Regions from separate parts of the Homo sapiens genome. Here region 1 is linked to region 2. A link is a contact called in ENCODE Hi-C or POLR2A ChIA-PET data. All regions are on one chromosome and are shown on one strand. The core of a region is the stretch at or near the end of the contact, and the rest is flanking DNA. Distances in the headings are between cores, read along the strand shown.

Region 1 (3,579 bases), core at 172-2,671, 1.1 Mb after region 2:
AATATACTTCATGAACAGGCCTAATCATATAAGTATGAATTTTGTTCATGTACTCTTCAAACTTTTCTGTTACATTCTGTCCTTAGAGATGCATGGCATATTCAAGGAATGAACAAGGATAGTCAATGCTCTTAATACTATCAGTAACTTACTTTTTATAACGCTTTGATGTGAGAGAACAGAACAGTATAAATACAGCCTATCCAATTTTATTTCAAGATACAACCCAAACAATCATTTTTGATGATTCTGATGAAAGGTTATCATCAAAAATGATAGCAAAGGCTATCTTAACTATCCTGACGAGGATACTTAAGAGAAAGGCTATCCTTGGAAACTGTGAGAATCCCAGAAACTCCTGCTTAAAGAGGAGGAAAATATCTAAAGCCCAACCAAAATTAGTGTGGAGATCCCACAATCTGGGCATTGCAAAGCCCATTACCAGAAGCAATGACAATGCACATCCTAGACAATGCTTTACTAATAAATAGCAATATTAACAGCACATTTGGACAGAAGAATAAAGAGTTTATTAAAATAAAATCTTTTTCACTTCCTATCTCTTTTGGAAAGAAATACAAAAACTATAAATTATATCTATAATGCAGTTTGGATCACTCATTGATCCAATGGCTTCAGATATCTGAATTATAAAATCCATGCCTTCCCTTCCCAGAGTTATAGATCCAGATTGATCCAGTTATAGATTATTCATTGATCCAAACTGCAGTTTGACAGAACTAACATACAACCCAGTTTTTGAGGGCTGGAAAGTAAGGAAGACCTGGTGATCAATAATATTAGAATACTTCTCAAAGGAAGAAATTAACAGATGACCTTACTAAAGAATATGCATTTCTCAAATGAGTTTTACCAGTCACCACATTAGTCAGTAGAAACCAGATCTACAGAATGGCTGATAACAAGATGAATGGAACCACCTTCTAGGTGGAAAATAGATTGGATGGCAGAATCTGGATCTATAACTCTGGGAAGGGGAGGTATGGATTCTATAATTCAGATATCTGAAGCCATTGGATCCACAGCCCAGTGAGGAGCAGCTCCTGGATCCACAGCTCAGGGAGCAGCAGCTATTGGATCCAAAACCCCGAGACCCAACATGCATAGTCAGGCAAGAATTGCAGAGCATGTGAGTCCTGGGGTAGTAGCAGGAGGTGTGGCAGGGGCTGGACTCAACACACAATGTCTGACAGCTGTTGGGCCTCCAGCAGGTCTCCTGACAGCCCCTATAGAGAGAGGAACCCAGCTGGCAGGTGCTGGGAGAGCAGAGGTCAGTGCTGTAGACCAGGTTGCTGGGGTAGGAAGAGCCACAGGAGGAGCCTGGGTAGTGCAAGTAACCCCCGTGGGAGCAGGAGGAGAAGTTTCTAGAGCAACAGTTGTAGGACATGTTGACGGGAAGATGTGAGTTCAGCTGAGTGTACCTGGGAAGATTCTGAGTTTTAACGTGGCATCCTGGACAGTGTCATTTATATCCTCTCAGCAATAGGTGTGGTGCACAGCAGAGTCATCCCTCACATTTTTGTGCTCCCTCATTTACATATGTGTAGCTCAGCAATCTTGCCTGTAATTGCATTTGAATACTTTTCCACATGTTGTATTTATGCGTGCTATAATTTTGGTGTTATAGCACAAAGCCAATGAACTGCACTTATGCCAGAAATGCTATGACTGTTTCGTATTAATATTTATTTTATTATGTCTAGGAAAGCACCTCCTTTTCCTCCTAGCATAATTTTCATGTGTCTTGTTATTGGCTGTTATGGGCAATAATTTTCCCTAAACAGTGAGAAATGAGATAAAGTTACATGTCTTTTTTGTCAATGGATTAGAGACACAACTTTGGCCTTAATGAGAAACCTGCTGAAAACTAAACCTACATGTCACCATCCTTTCTCATTCCACAAAAGTTTCCTTCATCTATTATGTACTGTTACTCACTGTGTCTCACATCCAGTGTAGAGGGAAAAGTATGAGCCAAGACAAATTGAATAACATTGATGCCTATGACCAGAAGGAAACCTGGACAATTATTTGGAGACATGGTGACAGCAAGGGATGGAACTGAGACAATCACAAATGAAAAACAATTCTGGGGCCTTATGAAGAGAATTAAAGTGTTAAATAAACACACACCATTGAAATGACAGAAAAAAATAAATGAATTTTAGATTCAATGCATCTAATATGAGGCCCATGGTCCTAAGAGATTCTCATTCATATGTGTGGCAGCCTGGAGAATTCTCATCTCGGATCTTAAATTACAGGAGGCTTAAATAACCAGTGGTCCTACCTGCTGTGTTCTAAAAGTTAACACTGCATTTTTGGGGAAGGCTTGCTTTCTCTGGGCTGCTCCCAAGCAAAGACTGAGCACAGTGGGATATAGGAATTCCTGGAAGACAATTGACGGCCAGCTTTGACTCAGGGTTTCCTCAACGGCCTTAAAGAACTACTGTCTCCTGCATAGGTCTCAAGCACTTCTTTCTCTTTCTCCTTCACTTGGGCCAGACCTATGTCCAAATCTTACAACTCTCCCAGCCTCTCTCAGGGGAGACTCTGGAAAGAGAAAAAATGCAGAAAATCTGTAAATATTTAATCTTGTTTATACTTTTTAAAAAGTGATACTGTTTGGATTTGTGTCCCTGCCCAAATCTCAGGCCAAATTGTAATCCCCAGTGTTGGGGAAGGCCTGGTGGGAGATGATTGGATCATGGGGGTGGATTTCCCCCTTGCTGTTCTCGTGCTAGTGAGTTAGCTCTCATGAGATCTGGTTGTTTAAAAATGTGTAGCACTTCCCCCTTCACTCTTTCTACTGCTTCCCTTGTAGGACTGCCTGCTTCTCCTTCATTTTCTGCCATGATTGTAAGTTCCCTGAAGCCTCCCCAGCCGTGCTTCGTGTACAGCCTGCAGAACTGTGAGTCAATTAAACCTCTTCTCTTTATAAATTACCCAGTCACAGGTAGTAGTTTATAGCAGTGTGAGAATAGACTAATACAAAAAGTAAACCAATTTTTTGAAGGATAGCAAAAAATTTAAACTGAACATTTTATCTTGAGTATGCCAATCAGGGTAAACAAAAAAAAAATTATTTCAGTTGTTCAATGATTTAGAGAAACAATAAACAAACTTTTGAGTTTAGTTTTGGAGCTTATGTTCAGACTGTCTCCAGGTAATATCTGCTAAAACTCATTTTTTCAGCCATCTCCACCTTAGTTAGACTAGATCTACACCATTCTCCTATTATTTCACGTGTGAGTTGATGTCTTTTATCAAGATTGGTAAATTCCCAACTGTACTCTCTTCAAATATTGCTTCTGCCCCATCCTCTCATCTTTCTTTTGCTTAGATTCCAATTATAAGCAAGGTACACTTTTTAACTACATTACATATGGCTTATACTCTTTTTTCTATTTTCAATCTTTATATAGAAGTATTGGCTTTTGCTTATTGAGGTTGTAACCTGGATGGTTAGTGAAAGCAAGATTTTCCAGCATGTTAGTGACAAGTTGCCTGGTTATTTTGAAAAGAGAAGCAGGTAGGTGCCAAACGTTGTAATTTTCA
Region 2 (4,124 bases), core at 411-2,910:
CAAATAATTAAACCTATCAGGGCATACATCATAATTTTCAGGCTAGAAAATGTCACTGCTATTATCTAAAGAAGCAAGAGTTCCTCCCAAAGAGGAGGGTCTGATCTTCCCCTAGAAAAAACTGCACAGGTGTAGAAAAAACTGCATAGGTGTAGAAAAAAGACACTGCAATTCCACTGGCTCAAGGTGGAAGGAGAATAAAGCCTCGGACACTCCCATGTGTCTGCAAGAACTTCAATCCTTCTTTCATGGTGTATTTCCAAGTGTCCTTTCCTCCTGTTTCACTAAATATCTGCACTCTCACCATGAACTGAGGCAGCCTGGGATGCGAGGTACCTCCTACCTCTGGACCCTATCTAGACTGCTGGGTTCCACTCTTCCCAATCAAGACCCAATGCAAATGTCACCTGCTCCAGGAAGCCTCCCCTAATTCTAGGTCATAATGTATCACTTCACCCCTCGCACTCTCATCCAATTTCACTTGTGTGATTTTCTCATGTATTTTGGATGTAGCTCAAACGTCCCCAAGTCCCACAGCCTGTGGGTGCAAATGCAGTCATGTTAGTCGTAATACCTGAATTATTATCTTGGTATCCTTTTTGCCCCGGGAACTCCAGGGCTGTGTTCTTGTTGCTGGCTCCAAAGCTAACAATAAAATCCCTTCACACAAATCGTCCTTTGGCTTCAGACCTCAAGGTCCGTGTCATCTCCGCAGGAACCCTCGTGGGGTTGGCGTGCCCAGTCCCCTCCGCTGCGCGTGCATCCCGCTCCGCTGACAGCCAGTGCTTTGGTTCTCCAGAGGTGTTAAATGGCTTGGGAACATAATTTCAAAACGGACAGTTGGATAAACACCAGAATAAGCACCAGAAGATGACAGCGGAACCAAGGCTCGAGATGGGCCGGCTGACACCACTGGGCGCTGAACCTGGCTGGAAGCTTCCTGGCAGCGACAGCGAAAAGGGAACACCTGTCGTGGGCGCCCTTGTTTCACTGTCAGTAAGAAGTAGAGCAACTGCTAGACGCGCTCCACAAAACCCTGGACGCACTTCATACACACCCCCACCCCAGCAAGCTCAAGTACCCTGTGAACCTGGACGCCCACCACCCCCAGGGCAGGCAGCGAGGAGCTCTTCAAGGGGTAAAGCGACCCCTGTGGGGCCAGCGCCCGTCCTCTCTCCTGCTGTTCGCGGGCACCCGGGCACGCGGCGACTCGGCTGAATTAGGGCGTCCTGCAGCTCCCGAGGCGAGGAGGCGCTTGGCCTTTCCGTTCCGCCCTCAGAAGGGAGAGGAGAGGTGGTCCTCGAGTGGGAGTCAGTTCAGGATGCGGGCTGTGCCACGCGCGGAGGTCCGGGGACCCCACCGCCGCCTCCTCGAGGCCCGCCCCGCCCCTTACGACCCGTCCCTGCAACCCCCCGCGTGGGCTTCCGGCCGCGGCGACCCCTGCCCCGCGCTATTGCGCGCGCTCGTTCGCTGACAGAGGCTTCGAGGGCGGCAGGGCGGGGCTTCGGCGCCGGGGGCGGGGCCTTCAGCGGGCGGGCGGGGTTTTGGCGCCGCGAGGTGGCGGCAGCAGAGCGGCGCAGAAGGGAGGGGGCGGCTGGCCGCGCGGAAGGAGTGAGTCACCTGACCGCTGCCCTCGCCGCCCGCCGGGCGCTCTCGCTTCAGTCAGTCGGGCCGCGCCGCGCCTCAGCTCTGGTGAGTGGCTCGGCCGTCCCGCCGGCCCTTCTCCGGGAGGGTTGGCGCGGTCAGGGCCGCGGGCCTGTGAGGGGAGGCCGGCGGACAGGTCCAGTGAAGGCGCGGGCGGGCCGGGGGCGGCTCTTTCTGGGCTGGGCGGGGCGCGGGGGGCACGTATCGGGGCCCGCGGGGGGCGCCGGCGGCCGGGATCCTGGAAGTGGCCGCGACGCCGGAAGGGGCGTCCCGTCGGCGGCCGAACCCCCTGCACTGCCGGAGCTGTTGTTTACCCGCGCGCGCCGTACTTTACCCGGGGCGGGCGGGGGCTGGGGGCCGCGGGGTCCCTGCCCCACCCCCCTCCCTGCCCTCGGGCGCCAGCCCGGCCCCTCGCCCGCGGCCCGCCCGGGCTGTGACACATCAGCACCGCCCTCGCGGCTGGGGCCCCGTATTGTCCTCCGCCGCCTCCCACCGCATGCCCAGCCTCGCGTCTACTCAGCCCGGTGGCTGTCGCGCGTGGAATCGCGTAAGAAAAGCCGAGTTTGTGGCTGGGGAGAGAAGGCCACCGTGCTGAGCTGGATTTAGCGAAGACTGGTTTTGGGGACCGGAGAGCCCAGGACTCCCTTTGTTGGAGTTTTGCCCACGCGTTGTAATTAAGCCTCGCACAATATGGTGAGAGTGGGCGTTGATTCTGGAGACACCAGCTTTGTGCTCGTGTAATGTAACACGAGTGCCGTTGCTTTCTCATTCTTACACGGCAGTTTCATGTCATTGAGTAGAATTGTGCGGAATGCTTTTATGGAGTGAGGCTTCTGCGTTAAACTTGTGCTGATTCCAGGTAAAGTGTAGTAGTAATTGTGAAAGAACGTGTATGAGGAAAACGAGCTACAATGTCATGCTTGGAGGAACAAAGAATGTTTTGTAGGATGCTTTGCTTTTTGGAGAATTGTGTAGGGGTAGGGACTGTTACCCATGGATGATGCTATGGGAATTTGATCATGTATTTGAACACCCTTTACATCAGAGGGTCTGCATTGAATGCAGTTCAGAAGGATAAAGGGTGGAAATCCCAGATGTGTTAGTGGCAGAGCACTTGAGCGCTTCACATAGTCAAGCAGAGAAATGGGAAGAGGTCGGCTTGCTTCTTCCTGGTCTTTGGGTAGTGGTGCAAGGGCTGGGCTGGGCTTGAAGGCACTTGCCACTTCTGCCTTTGGACATCTTGAAGAAGCTTAGGGAAGAAAGGCTCCCGGTGAGTCAGCTTGGAGTAGGGTGACTTTGGCGTAGTGATTCTTGTATTGTTGTTTAACCTATGTTTCTGTCAAGTGGTTTACTGTTGTTCGGTATGTTGGTTGGTTAACAAGGTAGGATGACTCTCTAAAAAGTTGGGTTGCTGAGTCATTCGCCCCAGCTTGAGAGGTAATTAGAAACAGCTGGTGCAAATACTCTCATCACATGCCTCCACTATAAAAGGCCAAAGAGCGCTCTAGAGAGGTTGCTTCAGAAGGCTGAAGGGGACCCAGCTGGGGTTGTTTTGATACAGGTTATCAGTGGGTGAAGTGGAAGAGCACTCTTAGGCAGTGGCCAATAGCACTGAGGCGGGTTTAAAGACGGAGCCTCGTGACCTGCTGTCTGAGAATAAATTTGCGCTGGAGAGAGCTAAAACTGGGGAAGAAATTTGCAGCTAGGGGTAACCCAATAAAAAATATTGTAACAAAAATATTTACTACTCTTACTGGACTTAGTTTCCTTTTTGTGGTTTCTGTTACGTGGTCTATAAGTTTCAAGCAGTGAGCTTAATTTGTGCGTCATAAAAATTTGGTTATGAGTACACAGAAGGGACTTGCTCTGTTTCTCATGGCCCTTGGCTTTTCATGCATACACAAGAAGTTTCAGGAGTCAGAGGAGGGTAAGCACCATATGGGTGGAATTAATAGGTCTCATTGGGTTAAGTCTCGAAAGAGCTGTTTAATAAATAGCCAACCGTAAATACCTGTCTCATTGTCTTGATTATATGACACCACTGCCTTTACACCTGGTGTCATTGCTTCTTGCTTTAAAAAGGAGCACACAACCCAAATATTTATATGAGTCCTCATTGCAAACAAAGTTTAGGAATGGGAAATGTAGAGCTGGGAATTTGGCCCTTTGGTGAAAAAAATGATGATTCCTATTAATGGTAGTTCATTTAAAATATTCTGTATTAGGAAAAACGATTTATTTTGTTCCTTTAAGTCTGGGACTAGAGGAGATTAGAAATCATGAATTTTGTAAGTATTAGGGCCTCCAAGGTGGGGTGCAAGGAGGTTCATTTGGAAGGAATATATTAAAACTTTTAAAAACTTTAATATAAGAAAGACATTAAGCTTAAAGATGCAGACTAACAATCGTGTATTCATATTATATAATGCGCGTGCATGTCCTCCACCCCTTTGTTGCTGGGGGAACATAGCCTGTTAACC

What was found. A loop is a pair of places that touch in the nucleus more often than their neighbours do. ChIA-PET counts read pairs that join two places held with the same protein, here RNA polymerase II (POLR2A).
Region 1: a loop to region 2 is called in a map of mesothelial cell of epicardium, with 18 times the contacts of the local background. The contact joins the promoter of KRTAP13-3 here to the promoter of BACH1 in region 2. A Hi-C loop is called at or near these places in 1 of 168 maps with a recorded cell type or tissue (mesothelial cell of epicardium). POLR2A ChIA-PET finds 5 or more read pairs at or near these places in 1 of 52 experiments (WTC11).

Annotation. Positions count from the first base shown.
Region 1 is chr21:30,424,505-30,428,083 of GRCh38, forward strand. KRTAP13-3 (keratin associated protein 13-3) reads right to left here and starts at 1,422. Exons shown (of 1, transcript NM_181622.2): 1 at 876-1,422. The coding sequence starts at 1,408. The coding sequence ends at 890. The region is part of intron 3 of LOC105372772 (a long non-coding RNA gene); the gene reads right to left.
Region 2 is chr21:29,297,262-29,301,385 of GRCh38, forward strand. BACH1 (BTB domain and CNC homolog 1) reads left to right here and starts at 1,661. Exons shown (of 5, transcript NM_001186.4): 1 at 1,661-1,692. It overlaps LOC105369299 (a long non-coding RNA gene), which reads right to left and starts at 1,475. Exons shown (of 2, transcript XR_937652.3): 1 at 1-1,475. RefSeq lists a silencer at 1,186-2,095 and an enhancer at 3,326-3,435.